Regions from separate parts of the Homo sapiens genome. Here region 1 is linked to region 2. A link is an interaction called in ENCODE POLR2A ChIA-PET data of the cell type or tissue named here. Cell type or tissue: PC-9. All regions are shown on one strand. Each heading gives the region's core, and the rest is flanking DNA. Links, peaks and the distances in the headings are about the cores only.

Region 1 (10,275 bases), core at 740-8,739, 300 kb before region 2:
ATAATCAGGAGGTAACAATAGAAACCACTGACAAAATATCTAGTCTGTGCTAGACAGCAGACCTGATGCTTTAAATAGGTCATGTATACTCCTCACAAAAACCCCATGAGACAGGTATGATGACCCCACTTTACAGATGGTACCGATGTACCATAAAGTGTGGCCATTTGTTCACAGTGATACAGCTAGAAAAAGGCAGAGCCAGAGGTAAAACCCAGCTTTATGTGACTCCTAAGTCCATTTATTTATTTTTCTTTTTTATTTATGTTATTATTTTTAGAAACAGAGTCCTGCTCTGTCCCCCAGGCTGGAGTGCAGTGGCACAGCATGGCTTACTGTCATCTAAAACTACTGGGCTCTAGTGATCCTCCTGCCTCAGCCTCCTGGGTAGCTGGGACTACAGGTGTGTGCCATTACACCCAGTTAATTTTAAAATTTTTTATAGAGATAGGGTCTTGCTATGTTGCCCAGGCTGGTCACAAACTCCTGGGCTCAAGTGATCTTCCTGCCTTGGCCTCCCAGGGTGTTGGGATTACAGGTGTGAGCCACTTTGCCCGGCCCATTTTTCACCATGAATTGTTTCTACTCCAGTTCTTCACCTAGCATCTGGTGTGAAAAAAACCACTTATCGCTTTTCAGGGTGTATTTTAAACATAAAGATGCTTGGTATTTAAATTTTTCAAAAATTTAGAAAGGTGTCAGAAAGAAATTAAAATCACACAATATTATCACCAAGAGAATACCGTTTCAACATTTTGGCATATTTTCTTCCAAACTTTTCTCCAATATACATACACACACACCCCACGCATACATATAGTGAATATATACTATGTATTTGTGTGTGTGTGTGTATATATATATATATATAATATACTTATTTTTTGAATAACATTTTTGTCCTGCTTTTTTATTCTTTCACTTGATCATTAGCATTTTCCTGTGATATTAAGTTCTTCAGAAAAAAGATTTTGAATGGCTGCTTTGAATTCCATTGCATGGATGGTCTATGATTTTTTTGAACCATTCTCCTATTATTGAACATTTATGTTTGTACAACTATCCTACATTTTTTTTGTTTCTTTGGGTCCTTCCTAAAGCTAGATTTCTCAAAGTGAAATTTTGTTAAAGGATATGAACATTTTTAAGGCTCTAGAGATGTACCACAAAATCGCTTTTCAAACAAAAATGCCAGCTAACTTTTCATAGCAAAGTATGAGAGATCCCATTGCAGCATTCTTTTTTTTTTTTTTTTTTTTTAAGAAATGCAGTCTTGCTCTGTTGCCCACGCTGGTCTCGAACTCCTGGCCTTAGGCCATCCTCCTGCTTCAGCCTCCCAAAATACTGAGATGACAGGCATGAGCCACCGCGTGCAGCTCCATCACAGCATCCTTAGCACTGAACAGAATTAACATGCTTGTTCAACTTTGCAAAATTGGTAGGCAAAAAATACTCTTTTAAGTGTCTATTTCTTTAATAATTAGAGAGATTTAACTTTGTATTTCTTGATCTTTTAAGAAATTTCTGGCTGGGCACAGTGGCTCACACCTGTAATCCTAGCCCTTTAGGAGTAGGTAGCATATTTTAATGGAAAGAAAACCAAACTTGCAGGGAGTGTACAGGAAGTGTGTGTGTTTTCTGCTTTATTTTGCTATGAACCTAAAACTGTTCTGAATAATGAAGCATTTTTTTTATTTGAAAGAATGTAAAACCCCAGTTGAGGTCAGAACACTCAGGTTCCTTAGTCAATGGGTGCGGGATCTTGTGTAAGTTACTTGGACTCCCTGAACCTCAATGTCTTCAGTCAGTTAGGGAAAATAACATGTCTCTGTTTAGTACTGCGGGTTATAAAGCTGAAATCAACACAATATACATAAACATGTTTTGTAGACACTAAAGCACTAAGCAAGTAAAAGGTATTTTAAAAATAATAACGTAATACCATCAGAGGTTGTTTCTTTTTTTTTTTTTTTTTTTTGAGACGGAGTCTCGCTCTGTCACCCAGGCTGGAGTGCAGTGGCATGATCTTCGCTCACTGCGACGTCCCCCTCCCAGGTTCAAGCAATTCTCCTGCCTCAGTCTCCCAAGTAGCTGGGATTATAGGCATGCACCACCATGCCCAGCTAATTTTTGTATTTTTAGTAGAGACAGGGTTTCACCATGTTGGCCAGGCTGGTCTTGAACTCCTGACCTCAAGTGATCCACCCCCCTCACCCTCCCAAAGTGCTGGGATTACAGGCATGAGGCACTGTGCCCGGCCCAGAGGAGCTTTCTTGAAACAAGTGGGTTTAGAACCAAGAAGAGATGGCTTGACAGAGATGATGATAGAGGAGGAGAGTTTAGCTGGCACACAGCAGCAGGGATGAGTAAGAGGCCATTATACATGACCCATAATAACAAACTCTCACGGCAGTGGTTTTTTAATGAGATTTGCTGAAGTTGCTAGAATTCATTCCCAAGGGATCTGTCATGCGTAGACTCCAAGCTTTAAAAACAGCACATGTAATTTTATGTGTATGATGAAACATTTCTGTAAGAAAAGCAGCAAAATCTTAACATCCCCAGGTTACTGGCATTAGAAATACCATGGAGATTAAATTAATACTTGCTGGATGAATTGCAATTTTAGGCAAATCAGAACTTTCAGCCTAGTTACCCTACCAAATTTCTATGTTTGCTCAACATGGAACATTATAGAACTTTACTATTAAGTCAGGCCCAGGGAGATTAAGGGCAGGAAAAAAGACAGAAGCTTCTCTAACTCCAGGGGCAAGTCTACCCTGGGATAGACTCTGTGGATTTATCACAAGAAGTCTGGTCTGACAAACATAGTGAAACTATCCCAGACCAGTTCCCAAGGTACTTCTGAAAGCAGAGCTCATTCCCCAGGAAGGGTCTATGTGGACCTTCTGTCTGGTGCTGAATCAGATCTCTGGTCTGTAATTGATGACACTCAAGTTCTCTGATTTTAGTCATATTCACTGTTGCAGCATGGCGGTGCAAAGCAGGGGAATTCTGGGCTTGCTTCTAATCCTGATCCTACTATTCTTTAGGTGTGCGACCAGGGATATAAGAGTCAATATAGCATAAAGGTTTAGAACCCAGGCTCTGGAGTCCACATGACTCTCATTTGCCAATCATGGGATTTGAGACATTTAGCTTCTCAAAGCTCTACTTTCCTCGTGTAAAATGGGAATCCTAATAGAATCTGCCTCATAGGGTTATTGAAAGCATTAAATGAAATCATAAGCTAAATACCTTAGCACAGTCTCTAGAGTATAGCAAATGTTTGATAAGCAGTTAACTATTATGTTGCAATTATTGTTCCCTTTTCTGCATTTGGCTCCCTCATCTGTAAAATGGGATTAGATATTCTCCAAGCATCCTTCAGCTCTTACATTCAACGAGTGCCCCTACCATATTGAATTTAGCTTACTATTAGATTAGAGCCAATCTGAGATAAAGATTGGCTTTGAGATGTAGTTTGAGATTTGAGATATAGTTCCTTTTTGAGATGTAGTTCCCTTTTATTCCAGCCTCTGTCTTAGAGGGCTAGAACAATTGGGTAACTTGTGAGTTAGAGAATGACTGTTCCGTAAGACCTGAAAATGGCTTTCCCTGGGAATGACCAGCTGCCTGAAACTTCCAAGAAACCATTTTGTGCAAGTATTAGGGTACCTTTGACAAATGAATAAACTTGGTGATAATTGTCACCTGTTGGAGAATCCAGGGATCAACTTCTGGCCCTCAGGCAAGAGGAAAGCAGGACAACTACCACTGTCAACCTTGAGAAAAGGCAGAGAAAAGGCCGTCTTTGTTGGCACGCCAGGCTGATTGGCCTTGACACAATGACTAAAAGACTCTTTGTCTAGGGCATGTTAAAGGGATTAGAAAAGGAAGCACTGCTTTTAAAAAGGTAATGGGGAACTTTCCCAAATTACAGCTGCCTACTCAACGTATTTGATTAATGTGGCATTTATAGAATGTGAGAGATTTTGCCTGGGTTTTTTTTTTGCACAAGGGCTTTTGTATCTGAATTTTTGGCCTTGTTAGTAGGGAGGGGAAGTGTGCCTTTTTTCTCCCAATGATTATAGGTACTCATACTTTAGAGTACTTAGCTTTCTTTTAAGAATAATCCAAAAGGTCCATTTGTAGAAAGTCAGAAAAATAGAATCCCGTATAGGCACTGAATGAAAGGGCTGTGGTGTAGGCTTGGAAAGTGGTCATTAGGCTTGGGCTTGTAAATATGTGTTGTTAGGCTGACATTCTGCCAGCCTTTGGTGCTTTTCAATGGAGTGGCATGCGTGTGTTCTGGGGTGGGGAAGAGTGGCAATCTATAAGTGCTTTGCTTTTGTCACATTGTTCAAAAATTCTGCCCGCTCACCTCATTTTTGACAGTGGGATACATTTTCATGAGAATATGGGAAAGAAAGGAAGGAGAGTCAGGAGGAGGGAAGCAAGAGAAGAGACAAAAGGGAAGGGAGAGGGGGCAGTTGTTTTAACCAAGCATTTCTATTTTCCAACTACTCAGTGAGTGGCAGATCTGGCCCTTATCCACCCTTCTGGCTCTAGTTCCTTCCCCAACAATGGTGTTGCTATTATACTTTTCCCTGCTTTCTTAATCAGCTGTATTATTTCCAAGTACTTATTCTTTTTTTTTTTTTTTTTTTTTTTTTTTTTTTGAGACGGAGTCTCGCTCTGTCGCCCAGGCCGGGCTGCGGACTGCAGTGGCGCAATCTCGGCTCACTGCAAGCTCCCCTTCCCGGGTTCACGCCATTCTCCTGCCTCAGCCTCCCGAGTAGCTGGGACTACAGGCGCCCGCCACCGCGCCCGGCTAATTTTTTGTATTTTTAGTAGAGACGGGCTTTCACCTTGTTAGCCAGGATGGTCTCGATCTCCTGACCTCATGATCCACCCGCCTCGACCTCCCAAAGTGCTGGGATTACAGGCGTGAGCCACCGCGCCCGGCCCTTATTCTTAATCCTTTAAAAAGTTTCCTTTCAGCATAGCTCTTCCCACTCCCCAAGCCCCACACCCATCCAGTAAATGTGCCACATGTATACACACACACACAAAACACAGAGACCAATTCTCCTCAACACTCCAAATCCTCCTTGACATATGTAAGCTCAATTTTAGGAAATTTTAAGCATGCCTTAAAAATGAAAACTACTGGGGATTCCCAGTGGACTCTGCTCTGAATCTGAAGGAACTCTCCAAGGGTGGCTTCAGAGATTTGTCTTCACGCTGTTGCTGAGATCTAGTTGTTTGTTTTGAGCTTTACTCTATGTCCACATTGGAAATGCACAAACTGCTGACTTCTTTGAGAAGAAGGCTCCCAAGTCTCCTAACTTCTCCTAACTAGGGTCCTGGTACTTCTGGCTGTTCTCAAGGGTTGGTCTTCATTCTGTCCGGTTACATCCCCACACTGTGTTTTGTTTTGTTTTGTTTTGTTTTTAGACGGAGTCTCTCTCTGTCACCCAGGCTGGAGGGCAGTGGTGCGATCTCAGCTCACTGCAATCTCCCCATCTCGGGTTCAAGCGATTCTCCTGCTTCAGCCTCTCAGGTAGCTGGGATTACAGGCGTGCACCACCATGCCCGGCTAATTTGTGTATTTTTAGTAGAGACAGGGTTTCACCATGTTGGCCAGGCTGCTCTCGAACTCTTGGCCTCAAGTCATCTGCCTGCCTTAGCCTCCCAAAATGCTGGGATTACAGGTGTGATCCACTGCACCCAGCCCCCACATCTGTTTCAATGAGTGAGAAGCCCAGCAGCCTGCCTTTGGGTGCTGGGGCCAAGGAGTAGAGGCAAGCCAGCCAGTCTATGCAGATATTAAACAGGTGATGCTGGTGTCCAAGAGAGCTAAGCATGTCTCTCCAGTACATGACCTCTGCTTTACCAGCTTGACTCCTGGAGGCTTCTCCTTTTAATTTTTATTATACTATTATTTTTAGAGACATGGTCTTGCCGTGCTACTCAGGCTGGTCTTGAACTCGTGGCCTCAAGCAATCCTCCTGCCTCGGCCTCCCAGTGTGTTGGGATTACAGGTGTAAGCCACTGCACCTGACTGAGGCTTCTAATGGAATGTTGCTAACAGCTACTGTTTGGCATGCTTGGGTACAGGAGTGTCTGTGGTTGTGTTTATAAGTATGTGCATACACACACGTGCACGTGTGTGCATGTGTGTTGGGATTGAAAAGCTGGGCTGGGCAAGAACTAGGAAGGTCTGCTTCATCAGCTTTATCCTCAGATACAGAGCCCGGGGAGGTCTAGTAATGAATTTGGAATTGGGGTGTGCATGACATTGAATCCTGGCTTTACCACGTAGCCACGTAGCCGTATAACTCAGGCACTTCTTTTGTTATGAGTCTTGCCTGTGGAAGAAACCTAATGAATATTTGTGAATGATACATGAATATTCTAAGATGCTACCTTCATATCAGGGTCTCAGTGTAAAACCTAGGAATGACAGGTATTTTTTCCTTTACCACGTTATTATTAACAAATGTGTAGGTTCCTCACCAAATTGTAACCATAACAACTAGGATTTGTAGGATGCATACTAAAGGCGGGGGTCTATGCGCAGAGGTTTGTATTCATTAATCAGATAATTCTTACATTTCCAATAGGTATTAGCGTCCCCATTTTACAGATGAAGAAACCAAGACTCAGAGGAGTTTAGTAGTCTGTCCTCATTCCCGTGGTGCCAAGTGGCAGAGTCAGGATTCACATTTAGTTTATTTTTTATTTTTATTTTTTTTAGACAGAGTCTTGCTCTGTTGCCCAGGCTGGAGTGCAGTGGTGTGATCTCGGCTCACGCAGCCTCTGCCTCCCAAGTTTGAAGCAATTCTTGTGCCTCAGCCTCCTGAGTAGCTGGGATTACAGGCGCATGCCACCATGCCCAGATAAATTTTTTTTTGTTGTTGTTATTTTTAGTAAAGACAGGATTTCACCACGTTGGCGAGGCTGGTCTCAAACTTCTGGCTTCAAGTGATCCACCCACCTCAGCCTTCCGAAATGCTGGGATTACAGGCATGAGACACCACGCCCGGCCTCACAGTTCGTTCTTATCTAGAGCCTGTACTGCTCCATGCTGCTCCTGTGAGCACAGGGACGATGCACTATTCCTTATATTTCCTACAGCCTCTGGTACAGTGCTGCACACACAGGAGGTGCTCAATAACTGTTTAAATTGGAAGCACTCAATACACACTAGCTAGGGACTCAGGATGAATCTTGAAATCCAGCTCTTCCGACTTAAAGGAAGCTTATTACATCCATGTAAAGGTGAGGCTCCAGGGGCCTCAAACAGAGCCCCTGGCCCTCCTGCAGACCTTGATAAGACCAAGAAGCAAGCCGTGTCTTGAATTCTCTTCTTTTGAACAGCAAAATAGAAGAAGCAAAGCAAAAAAAAGAGGGCGTCAACAAACAACTTATCCGGCGCCGCTATGAGGACCTGGAAGGCGTGGAGGAGAGCAGGGATCAGCAGTGCTCACAGAGTTTCTGGCTGGAGCTGCTGGAGAAGAAGCCTCAGATGCCAATTGTCAAAAAGGCTGACCCCAACATGAAAAAATTCCATTACGCTCTGGTGGATGGCTCCTCTCTGACCTAATATCCTTGTGAAAATCCCAGGCGGGAAGGAGGATGAAGGGGGCAGGTCGTGATGGAAGGGGCTGACAGCTGGGGGTTTCCATTTCAGCAGAAAAAACCCAGGAAGGATTGGGAAAAGAGGTCTCAGACCTTGAGTTTGTTAATCCCTTTTTACCAATGGTCCACATCCCCACAATCTGGGGGCAAGAGAAATCAACCCAAAAAAGAAGTTGGGGCAAGTTCCTCACTTTACAACCTTCTTTTTTTATTTTTATTTTTTTTCCCCACAGGATCCTGCTCTGTTGCCTAGGCTGGAATGCAATGGCACAATCTTGGTTCACTGCAGCCTCAGCCTCCCAGGCTCAAGCCATCCTCCCATCTCAGCCTCCTGAGTAGCTGGGATTACAGGCACATGCCACCATGCCCGGCTAATTTTTGTATATTTTGTACAGACAGGGTTTTACCATGTTGTCCAGGCTGGTCTCAAACTCCTGGCCTCAATTGATCCTCCTGCCTCGGCCTCCCAGAGTGCTGGGATTAAAGGCGTGAGCCACTGCACTCAGCCCAAGCTTCCTTCTTTTTAAGGGAAGCTCTGGTCATCGTGCATATATTTTTTTGCACGTTTTTGTTTGTTTGTTAATTCTAATTTTTTAAACAATGTTTTAATATTACATTAAAATAGAGACAGTGTCTCACTATATTGCTCAGGCTGCTGTCAAACTGCTGGCCTCAAGTGATCCTTCTGCCTCAGCCTCCCAAAATGTTGGGATTACAAGTGTGAGCCACTGCACCCAGCCATGTAGCTGATATTTGTGTGAAGTGCCTGAGGGCTCAGGTGATTCTGAGAAACAAGTTGTCCTTGGTTTATTTTCCTGCTTAGAGAGAATGCCATGGGGATTTAGCATCTAGAGAATCTAGCTAAGAAAGAAGAGAACTTTTATAATCAGCTCCTACAAATCCAAAATGAAAAAGGCCTCAAGAGTCCATTGCAGACAGTTTTGGAGAGGTCGGTACAGGTAGGTTTTGTGAAATTGTTCGCATATCTGTAATCATCCTCAGCCCCTCTTTACCCCTACCTATCCACAGATGTTGTCAGGACAACTGATCCTCCTGCTCTATGCTGGAACGAGCTCATTGAGAAATACTAGGTCACAATGCACAGCTTTGGTTTCCAGCACTCTAGCCATTAACAGGACCAGTCTAACCAGACTCCCTTGTTATTATTCACAGATTGGCTTCAAAGAATTTAGGATTAAAATGAGGGTGCAGAAATACGCATGGATGGGAAGAACATGCTGCTGAAAATCATGAAGCCTGTGTGCTGGTCTGGCGCTACCGTTATCACGCTCAGAGACTATGGGAGTGAGAGGCACCCTCTCTGGCCCTCCCATTGCCTTATCTGTAAATTGCTGATTTTTTTTTTTCCCCGAGATGGAGTCTTGCTCTGTCACCCAGGCTGGAGTGCAGTGGCGAGATCTTGGCTCACTGCAACCTCTGCCTCCCGGAATCTAGCAATTCTCCTGCCTCAGCCTCCCAAGTAGCTGGGATTACAGGTGCCCACCACCACACCCGGCTAATTTTTGTATTTTCAGTAGAGACAGGGTTTCACCGTGTTAGCCAGGCTTATCTCGAACTCCTGACCTCATGATCCGCCCACCTCAGCCTCCCAAAGTGCTGGGATTATAGGAGTGAGCCACCGTGTGCAGTCTGATTTTTTTTTTTTTTTTTTGAGATGGAGTCTCACTGTGTCACACAGGCTGGAATGCAATAGTGCAATCTCGGCTCACTGCAACCTGCACTTCCCAGGTTCAAGCCTTTCTCCTGCCTCAGGCTCCCAAGTAACTGGGATTACAGGCATGTGCCACCATGCCCAGCTAGTTTTGTATTTTTAGTAGAGACGGGGTTTCAACATGTTGGCCAGGCTGGTCTTGAACTCTTAACCTCAAGTGATCCACCTGCCTTGGTCTCCCAAAGTTCTGGGATTACAGGCATGAGCCACGGTGCCTGGCCTGTAAATTGCTGATTAAAAAATAAAATAGGCCGGGTGCGGTGGCTTACGCTTGTAATCCCGGCACTTTGGGAGGCCAAGGCAGGTGGATCACCTGAGGTCAGGAGTTCGAGACCAGCCTAGCCAATGTGGTAAAACCCTGTCTCCACTCAACATACCAAAAAATTAGCTGGGCATGGTGGCACACACCTGTAATTCCAGCTACTTGGGAGGCTGAGGCAGGAGAATTGCTTGAACCGGGGAGGTGGAGGTTGCAGTGAGCCGAGATCACACCACTGTACTCCAGCCTGGGTGACAGAGCAAGACTCCATCTCAAAAAATAAATAAATAAATAAATAAGGACGTATGTATGACAGCTAACATCTTTCTATATAAGAATTATTATTGTTAATGAATATCAATTCCTTAACCTGGATTGTATCTATCCTTCTGGGCACCTAGCTGTCTGTCAGAGCTATTCTGACCTCCCTTCAGGTGGTGTGTACACCAGCGTATTCAGTGACTTGCCAAATCCAGTTATCCTTGGAACCTTTACACCTTTTGGATGTGGCAGCATTTCTTTTCCTAAGAGGTACATGAGATTCCAGACAAACTAGAACTTTGGGGTAAGGTAAGGGGGTGGGTATGGGTGGGGGGGGTGGCAAGGGGTCGGGGGTAGGGCAGAAGAAAAGCTAACT
Region 2 (10,275 bases), core at 1,028-9,027:
CTGGAGATTACAGAGACACTCAAGGTAAATAACTTCTGTGGTTGCAGAAGTTTTTATATTATGTTTATTTAGGTAGGGCTAGAAAGTAAAAATATATTGATAACAAAATCCATTACAAACTCTCTTCATACGACTTGAAGGGCAGGTGCGGTGGCTCACACCTGTAATCCCAGCAGTTTGGGAGGCCGAGGCGGGTAGATCACCTGAGGTCAAGAGTTTGAGACCAGCCTGGCCTACATGGTGAAACCCCTTCTCTACTAAAAAAAATACAAAAACTAGCCAGGTGTGATGGTGCACGTCTGTAATCCCAGCTTCTTGGGAGGCTGAGGCAGGAGAATTGCTTGAACCCGGAAGGCGGAGGTTGCAGTGAGCCGAGATAGCGCCACTGCACTCCAGCCTGGGCGACAGAGCGAGACTCCTTCTCAAAAAAAAAAAAAAAAAAAGACTTGAGGCCTTCCTGGAAACTCCATTTTGAGCAGATTAACATAGAACCAGTTAAGTAGTAAAGCAGTGCTGGGGATAGGTGAGATGATATGGGCAGGGGAGACCCATGGCCAGCCCTGCATGGGAACCAGCCTCTTGCGACTGTGAAGCCAGCGTGGTGGCTGAGGTCAGGAATCTTTGCCCTCCTGTGCTCAGTCACTCTGTGCCCGTGCCATATTCAGTTTCCCTAGAGGTCCATTTCTTTGTCTTTCAAAAACAGGGATTGAACCAGATCTGCAAGGTCCTCAAGCTTCAAAATCATGAGTCCATGAAGTGACTAAACTACAAAGCAGGGATGAGTCTAAAAAAGCATATTATTCTGGCACTGTCTAACAATAGGATATTAGCCTTCCCTCAGCCCTAGTAGTACTTAAGGGAAACAATCCATTACAACATGAGGGACTCATAGCTAGTGGGATAATTGGAGTTCCTGTGTCTGTGTGCCTGTGTCTCTCTCCCTCACAATCTCTCTCCCTCCCTCTCTCGCAGATACACACACATACACACAGATTAATTCTGTTTGGGTGTTTCTGTTTATTCCCAACAACCTCTTTCAAATGTCACAGGTATACCCCTTGTTCTTTTTTTGTTTGAGACAGAGTCTCACTCTGTCACCCAGGCTGGAGTGCAGTGGCACGATATCGGCTCACTGCAACCTCTGCCTCCTGGGTTCAAGCAATTATCCTGCCTCAGCCCCCCAAGTAGCTGGGACTACAGGCATGTACCACCATGCCCGGCTGATTTTTGTATTTTTAGTAGAGATGGGGTTTCACCATATTGGCCAGGCTGGTCTCGAACTCCTGACCTCAAGTGATCTGCCCACCTTGGCTTCCCAAAGTGCTGGGATTACAGATGTGAGCCACCATGCCCAGCAACGCCTGGGTCTAACTGCAGAAACATGTTAAGCAAGTCCATTAATTTTATGAATTTTGATCACATTTTTTTTTTTTAATTTTTTGAGACAGAGTCTTACTTTGTCACCCAGGCTGGAGTGCAGTGGCATGAACACGGCTCACTGCAGCCTCAACCTCCTGGGCTCAAGTAATTCTCTTGCCTCAGCCCTCCAAGTAGTTGGGATTACAGGCACATACCATCACACCCTGCTAATTTTTATATTTTTTGTAGAGACAGGGTTTCACTATCTTGCCCAGGCTGGTCTCGAACTCCTGAGCTCAAGCGATCCACCTGCCTCAGTCTCCCAAAGTGCTGGGATTACAGGCATGAGCCACCACACCTGGCCTGATCACATTCTTGTATATCCTTTACATTTGCAGAGTAAAAAGTGAACATTTTTAACCCTTTTTGTAGAGATTCTTATATATTCTTTTAATCATTTTACTTCTCTTAACATCTTCTGTTTGTGTACATTATGCTTTTAAAGGCGGTTTTTTTTAAAGGAAAAGCTTGTGGTTGGGGATCTGACAAGTTTCCTGTCTTCAGTGATCATATCTAGTTGATGAAGAAGTTTATAATATCCATCAAATAAAGAACAAAGCAAATGACTTCAAAGTAAGGGTGCACCGAGCAGGACAGAATTATTTGGATGACAGAGAAAAGTGTGAAGGTTAAAGAGGCAGGGAAGCTTTGCAGGAAAAAGTAGGACTGGAGATGAGTGGGAGAGTGGGTGAGAGGAAAAATGAGCATTCCCGACGGCAGCCCCTCTCGTGAGGATACAAATTATACATGGAACTTATAGAATAGAAAGAAAACATCTGTCCTGGGTCCTGGGCTTCTGCCTTCAATGAAAGTGAGTTATTAGCTCCATTTTACACATAAAACAAATTCAGGGTCAGAGATTAAGGAGCTTATTTAAAGGAAATTACATGTGACAGCAAAGACATAGATGAGAAAACCAGTGAACAGTGAGGCCCACTGTATGGCCAGAGGCACAGCAATCATATGGTGAGCAGTGGCCGGGCGTGGTGGCTCATGCCTATAATCCCAGCAATTTGGGAGGCCGAGGCAGGTGGGTCACTTGAGGCCAGGAATTCAAGACCAGCCTGGGCAACATGGCAAAACCCTTTGCTACTAAAAATACAAAGATTAGTGGGGCATGGGGGTGCATGCCTGTAATACCAGGTACTCAGTAGCTGAGGCATGAGAATCGCTTGAACCTGGGAGATGGAGGTTGTAGTAAGCCGAGATCCCGCGACTGCACTGTAGCCTGGGCGACAGAGCAAGACTCTGTCTCAGGAAAAAAAGAGTGGTGAGCAGTGTGGATGAGACTTCAAGGGTGAGGGAAGGTGAGGCAAGAATAACTTTGAAAGGTAGGCAGAAGAGTTAAAGGAATAGAGGCATCAGGGCCTCTTAACGGGATGACGTGGGGAAAGTAGAATCACAGCATGGAGTAGGGAAGGTAGAGCTTGGGAGACCAGGTGACCAAGTAGCAGCAGCAGCTTTGTCATCCATTAAATCTTAAGGCATCTCTCCCCTGTCCACCGGGAATTCCAGCAGGCCAGAAAGCAGGAAATGTGTCCACGGTAACCTCTTGAACCTGCTGTGAAAAGGGTACCAGGCACCGTAAATTCTGATACATGGCTGAGTACCGTGGCTCACACCTGTAATCCCAGCACTTTGGGAGGCTGCGGCGGGTGGATCACCTGAGGTCAGGAGTTTGAGACCAGCCCTGCCAACATGGCGAAACCCCGTCTCTACTAAAAATACAAAAATTAGCTGGGCATACTGGTGTGCACCTGTAATGTCAGCTATGCAGGAGACTGAGGCAGGAGAATTGCTTGAATCTGGGAGGCGGAGGTTGAGTAAGCCAAGATCATGCCACTGCACTTCAGCCTGGGAGACAGAGCAAGACTGTCTCAAAAAAAAAAAAAAATTCTGATATATAGTCAGGGTCTCTATATAAGGAAAAACCTGCTTTCCTTTAATAATAGTGATGATGATACATGTGGAAAGAATACAGGCCGGGTGTGGTGGCTCACACCTGTAATCCCAGCACTTTGGGAGGCTGAGGCGGGCGGATCACGAGGTCAGGAGATCAAGACCATCCTGGCTAACACGGTGAAACCCCGTCTCTACTAAAAATACAAAAAATTAGCTGGACGTGGTGGCAGGTGCCTGTAGTCCCAGCTACTTGGGAGGCTGAGGCAGGAGAATGGTGTGAACCCGGGAGGTGGAGCTTGCAGTGAGCCAAGATCGCGCCACTGCACTCCAACCTGGGTGACAGAGCAAGAAAAAAAAAAAGAATACAGAAGCCTCCACGGCTGGTACCAGGAAGACAGTCCTTTGATAGATTACAATAACTGGACCAAAACACCTCAACCCCTTTTCAGAAATTGATTTACTGTTGTTGTTTTTGTTTCGTTTTGTTTTGTTGAGACAGGGCCTCATTCTGTCACCTAGGCTGGAATGCAGTGGTGTGATCTGGGCTCACTGCAGCCTTGACCTCCTGGGCTCAAATGATCCTCCCACCTGAGCGCCCCAAATTGCTGGACTGCAGACATGAGCCACGACACCCAGCTAATTTTTGGATTTTTTGTGGAAACAAGGTTTTACCTTATTGCTGAGGCTGGTCTCGATCTCCTGAGCTCAAATGATCCGCCCACCTCAGCCTTCCAAAGTGTTCGGATTACAGGCGTGAGCCACCGCGCCCAGCCACTCTTTTTTTTAATAGTCCTTTTTTTGATGACCACTGTCACTGCCACAGCAGCCTCAGGAGGAGATGCTTCCCTCTCTAACACTCTACCAGTTTTTCTCAGTGGGAATGCTACTGTCATATTGTTCTGAATAATCTTTGTGTGGGTTTCTAAGGAGTATTGCATGGAGTTTGGCATCCCTGCCTCCTACCCACCAAAGGCCAGTGGATCTTCCTGGTCATTGTGACAAGCAAAAATTGTCTTTACACAGGTTCACATGTCCCTAAGGGAGCACTATGGCCTTGGGTTGAGAATAACTGCAGCCCCAAAGCTGAGAAAATGCAGACTTTTTCCTTTAGACCTAGTTATAAAGATGACAAGGCTGGAGTATGGAAAAACACTTTGCTAAAGGCAAAGGGTTAATAAAAAGAATAAAACACAGATAGGCCCATGAAGCTAATAACCCAGCTCACAAAATGACACTTGCAAATTCCTAAGATCTGGGATGCTTCCATGTGGCATTTCCCCCATTTCTAATTCATGCCTCTTGGAATCAGACTAAGAGACTGAGACCTGATCTTAGTCATTTCTTGTAGTTTTTATTTCCTATAACAAGATCCTTTTTCCTCACGATCCTTTTCTCCCAAGACAGTTTATACTGGGCTGGTCCTTATCTTCCAGGTGAAATCCCATCCTTATCTTTGTAAACTTGAATAGGATAATCAAATCACAGCACAAAACAACCCTGACATTCATACTGTTAGTAAACATGGTCTACAGTGTCTCTTTAGAGTCTTCTTTTGGCTCATTGTTTCCCTATATATTGTTTTGGCCAGGTTTTTGGTGGTGGTGGTGTTGTTTGGTTTGGTTTGGTTTTGCCTTCATTGAACCTTATATTTCTGCCTACTCACAGTCAATAAGCTCCTCCAGAGGTTGGTTGCTATAAACTAGCTATCTTGTCCCCTGGAATTGCTTAATGTTGCAAACTATTTGTTTCCATTGTAATTACTAAATGCACGTTTTGTTCCTGCCTATTTCAGATGCCCTTGCTGTTGTTATAGAGGTAGCCAACCACGCCAATGACACCATGAAGCAAGGAGTAAGTGTCTTGTTGTCAGTGGCTGGTGTGGTCTTGAACCTGAAAGCCCAGGCCTTCATATGCTTTCCATTGTCTTTCTGTAGGACAACTTTCAGAAACTTATGCAAATTCAGTACAGCTTAAATGGACACCATGAAATTGTGCAGCCTGGTCGGGTAAGCATTTTACATTGCTTTTCGCAAACTTAATACGATGCATTTAGGTACCATCTGTATCTGTTTATCATTTTATAAAAATAGGTTGTTTTTGTTACTCTTCATTGATTCAATTTTGATCACTTTATCCGTTCAAAACATTCATGATGTAAGTCACTGTGACAATTCAATTAGGAATAAGCCCATTTATGAAGTAAGTCCAGTTCAATTAGGGGAGCGGCAAGGGACCCCACAGAGTATCTGATTTAATGGGATCGTTTTCTTGTGTGATGCCAGCGACCTCACACAGTTTTGAAGACAATTTCATTTAACATCTTTAATGTAAGAGAGGATTATGAAGGGAGGGGGGAGATTGGTATTTTGATCCTCCTCATATAGCACAAAAGTGGCCTAGGGAATTAATTCGGGAAAATTACAAAATGCGGTTGTCAGGATGTTGGGTATGCTTCAGGATCAAGTACACGCTCAGTCAATTACATGTGCCTCCATACAGTATCCCAGGGGCCAATATTGGAATTATCCAACCCTGCTTGCTTGTCCGATTCCTAAATGATTTAAGGGTTTAAAATTAACTATGACTGTAAAAAATCTCAAGGAAACTGTGGCTCCCCAGTCTGTCATGAAAAAAATTCTCAGGGAAGAAAGTTGAAAAGGAAATTATATTGTCGTTGTGTTGTGATGGTAGGACTAAATGGGTGTTTGTTTGGGTGAATCAGGTTTTTCTCAAAGAAGGAATTCTGATGAAGCTGTCTCGGAAAGTGATGCAACCTCGAATGTTTTTCCTGGTAAGAGGACTTGTGTAGTTCTGATGTGGCCGAGGTAGGGATAGTTGCTTAAGGAAAGGAGACGTTTATACATGGTAGATAAGCTTAGCACCTTCAAATATCAGCCTCACCAGCTTCTTGAACTGGCCGTACCACTTAATTGCATTTCAAGTATGGGAAATAACGTCTGTTATGATGTATAACCAGAAGATTATTTCTTTTTGGAATTTATTCCATTTCTAACTTGGAAAATTGTTCTAATCATTTGTTTAGGCAGACTAATACCTTTGTGGGATTTAGAATTCAAAAAACATTAAATCTGTTACAGAACTTGGAAATAAAGCACGTTTTCCAGAAAGTGCCTTTTAAATTATATTCTAATAAACATTCTGGGTAGTTCTAGTGTATATAGCAGAATATAAGTATTTTATTCAGAGAGCTATTAGCAAAGAGGTATTATTTATCCTTTAATCTTGTATCTTGTCAAAATCTTTGTGGCAGTAATGTGTTTCTTTACTTTCTCCCCTGAAATGTTTCTACTTTCAGTTTAATGATGCCCTGCTGTATACAACACCAGTGCAGTCTGGGATGTATAAACTGAACAACATGCTCTCACTGGCTGGAATGAAGGTGTGTGCATCTGTTAGATGTTTTGTTTTTTGTTTTGTTTTGTTTTGTTTTGTTTTGTTTGAGACGGGGTCTCATTCTGTCACCCAGGCTGGAGTGCAGTGGTACAATCTTGGCTGACTGCAACCTCCACCTCCTGGGTTCAAGTGATTCTTCTGCCTCAGCCTCCTGAGTAGCTGGGACTACAGGCACCCACCACCACGCCTGGCTAATTTTTGTATTTTCGGTAGAGACGGGTTTCACCATGTTGGCAGGCTGGTCTCGAACTCCTGACCTCAGGTGATCAGCCTGCCTTGGCCTCCCAAAGTGCTGGGGTTACATAGGTGTGAGACATGATGCCCACCCAGGTGATTTGTTTTTAAACCCAAATAAGGTCAGTGTGGTGGCTCACATGCCTATAATCCTAGCACTTTGGGAGGCTGAGGCCGGTGGATCACAAGGTCAGGAGTTTGAGATCAGCCTGACCAACATAGTGAAACTCCATCTCTACTAAAAATACAAAAAAAAAACAAACAAAAATTAGCCAGGCGTGGTGGCGCACACCTGTAATCCCAGCTACTCAGGAGGCTGAGGCAGGAGAATCGCTTGAACCTGGGAGGCGGAGGTGTCAGTGAGCTGAGCTCGCGCGACTACACTCCAGCTGGAGCAACAGAGTGAGACTCCTTCTCAAAAAAAAAAAAAAAAGCCCAAATAAAGGCTGGGCGTAGTGGCTCACACCTGTAGTCCCAGCACTTTGGGAGGCTGAGGCAGGATAATAACTTGAGCTCAAGAGTTAGAGACCAGCCTGGGCAACACAGTGAAACCCCCATCTCTATTAAAAATAATAACAACAACAAATATATATTTTAGAGAAAATTCCCTAAGATAAACATCTTTCTTATATCCTTTACTTTTCTGTCTATATATGTTACTGTTTATGCATTTGTTTTGTTTTGTTTTGTTTTTTTGTGACAGAGTCTCACTCTGTTACCCAGGCTAGAGTGCAGTGGTGCGATCTCAGCTCACTGCAACCTCTGCCTCCCGAGTTTGAGAGATTCTCCTGACTCAGCCTCTTGAGTAGATGGGACTACAGGCTCAGCTAATTTTTGTATTTTTCACAGAGACGGGGTTTCACTATGTCGGCCAGGCTGGTCTCAAAGTCCTGACCTCAAGTGATCCACCCACCGTCGCATCCCAAAGTGCTGAGATTACAGGCGTGAGCCACTGCGCCCTGCCTGTTTATGCATTTGATTATTCATTCATGTAGTCATTTGTTCACTCATGCATTAATGTATTCATAGGATATTTATTGAGAACTACTATAAACAAAACAGTAATGGGTTTGGTGGAAGATATGAAGATAAGTTGAAGCATGATTCTTATTGTCTTTCCTCCCCCAGGGACTTAGCAACTAGTTGGGAAGACAGTACACTACACGTAAATACCTATAAAGTAGACAGTAATAAATATCACTATAAAGGCACAATTACAGTTTTGGGAATTCAGAAAATAAAGAACTTGCAGTGTTTGATGGTCATGGTGGGGACTGGCCTGTAGCTTTTGAGAGCAGCTAGGAAAGAAGGAGAAAGAGGAGGAAGAGCCAGTGGACCTTAAAGTATAGGTCACATTTGGCCATGCTGAGATGTAAGGGAAAGGCATTCCAGGTGGAGGGCATACTGTGAGCAAAGTCCTGGAGGTGGGAAAGGTGGGCTGGTGTGTGGGCTTTTCAATTCATCTGAAGCATAGAGTAGATGAAGGAGAACAGCAGTAGAGAAAGCTGGATAGGAAGATTGGTTGTGGATGTAAGCAGCCAGGGCCATTGGACAACTTCAGCTCATTGATATGGTTTTCAGTAGGATGAGTCGGCTCAAATTGTTGTGCTTTCTTCCAGGTCAGAAAACCTACCCAAGAAGCCTATCAGAATGAATTAAAGATTGAAAGTGTAGAACGTTCCTTCATTCTCTCAGCCAGGTAAATTTTTTCTTCTTCTTTTTTTTTTTTTTTTTCTCATTCTGAGTCTGCTTGCTAGGGAATGTCAGGAAAATTTTGGTTTTTGGTTTTTTTTGAGACAGCATCTCACTCTGTCACCCAGGCTGGAATGCAGTGGCACAATCACGGCTCACTGCAGCCTCCACCTCCATGGCCCAAGCAGTTCTCCCACCTCAGCCTCTTGAGTAGCTGGGACCACAGGCATGCACTACCATACCCGGCTAACTTTAAAAATATTTTTTTGTATGCCAGGTGTGGTAGCTCACCCCTGTAATACCAGGACTTCGGGAGGCTGAGCTGGGCAGATCACTTGAGGTCAGGAGTTTGAGACCAGCCTAGCTAACATGAACATGATTAAACCCCATCTCTACTAACAATACAAAAATTAGCCAAGTATGGTGGCAGGCACCTGTAGTCCCAGCTACTCAGGAGGCTGAGGCAGGAGAATTGCTTGAACCCAGGAGGCGGAGGTTGCAGTGAGCGAAGATCCCACCACTGCACTCCAGCCTAGGTGACAGAGAGAGATTCTGTCTCAAAAAAAAAAATTTTTTTTTTAGAGATGGGGTCTCCATATGTTCCCCAGGCTGATCTTGAACTCCTGAGCTCATGCAATCTTCCCACCTTAGCTTCCCAAAGTGCTGAGATTACAGGTGTGAGTCACTGTGCCGGCCTATTTTTAAGAATACATAAACATAGATTTTTGTGAGTATAACAGGGAAAGATATTGCCAACACTTTTTGCACTTAGGTTAGCTACTGACTTTTTGTTCTTCTTTTTCTTCTTTCCCAATACCGTGCAGTTTTACTCTTGATTTACCATGCAAGGAAGTGGCTGAGAGCAGAGGCAACAGTATGCTAGAAGCACAGAGATTAAAATGTTCTTCTGAATAGAATAACAATGGTGAAAGTGCTTTGCTGATCATTTTTTAAGTGGCTATTTCAAATTGTTTTTAAGAACAACTAGTGCTTTATAGGTTATTAGGAAATTTGTAGGTGTCACTTAAAGGTTCTAACAAACCTATGAGGTAGGTGTAATCTCCTTCTAAAAATTAGGAAACTAAATTACAGAAAAATGGAGTTGCTGTCTTACGGATACATATTTGACACAGCCAGGATGCAAATCGAAGTCTTTTGCTTTTAAGTCCATTGTTATGGGCTGGGTGCAGTAGCTTACGCCTGTAATCAAGCACTTTGGGAGGCCAAGGCGGGTGGATCACCTGAGGTCAGGAGTTTGAGACCAGCCTGGCCAACATGGTGAAACCCCATCTCTACTAAAAATACAAAAAAATTAGCCAGACATGGTGGCATGTGCCTATGATCCCAGCTACTTGGGAGGCTGAGGCAGGAGAATCACTTGAACCTGGGTGGTGGAGGTTGCAGTGAACCGAGATCACTCCACTGCACTCCAGCCTGGGTGATAGAGCAAGACTCCATCTCAGAAAGAATGGAGGGAGGGCGGGAAAAGAAATCCATTATTATTTATGATACCACCTTGCCCCAGACCGGAACCTGCAGTGACTTAATATGTTGCCATAATGTAATTCAAGTGCTGAGGAAACCTGAAACTCTATGACTCATAAAAATACATTA

What was found. Peaks named below come from ENCODE experiments on the same cell type or tissue, not always from the same donor. Only the 100,000 strongest peaks of a DNase experiment are listed, where the experiment ranks them.
Region 1: POLR2A ChIA-PET joins it to region 2 with 7 read pairs; 2 of 35 experiments call an interaction of 5 or more read pairs at or near these places.

Annotation. Positions count from the first base shown.
Region 1 is chr12:95,405,249-95,415,523 of GRCh38, reverse strand. It overlaps LOC107984545 (a long non-coding RNA gene), which reads left to right. Exons shown (of 7, transcript XR_001749267.2): 7 at 7,387-7,585. It overlaps LOC105369917 (a long non-coding RNA gene), which reads left to right and starts at 10,026. Exons shown (of 11, transcript XR_001749265.1): 1 at 10,026-10,169. RefSeq lists an enhancer at 3,556-4,072. In PC-9, for the core only: no CTCF peak of the experiment used is centred there; a DNase peak (open chromatin) is centred at 2,433; H3K27ac peaks cover 445 bases.
Region 2 is chr12:95,103,400-95,113,674 of GRCh38, reverse strand. FGD6 (FYVE, RhoGEF and PH domain containing 6) reads left to right here. Exons shown (of 21, transcript NM_018351.4): 9 at 1-24; 10 at 5,114-5,172; 11 at 5,256-5,327; 12 at 6,044-6,112; 13 at 6,638-6,721; 14 at 8,589-8,668. Among named protein-coding and RNA genes, the nearest start is that of NR2C1, 35 kb to the right of the region's middle. In PC-9, for the core only: no CTCF peak of the experiment used is centred there; no DNase peak of the experiment used is centred there; H3K27ac peaks cover 2,029 bases.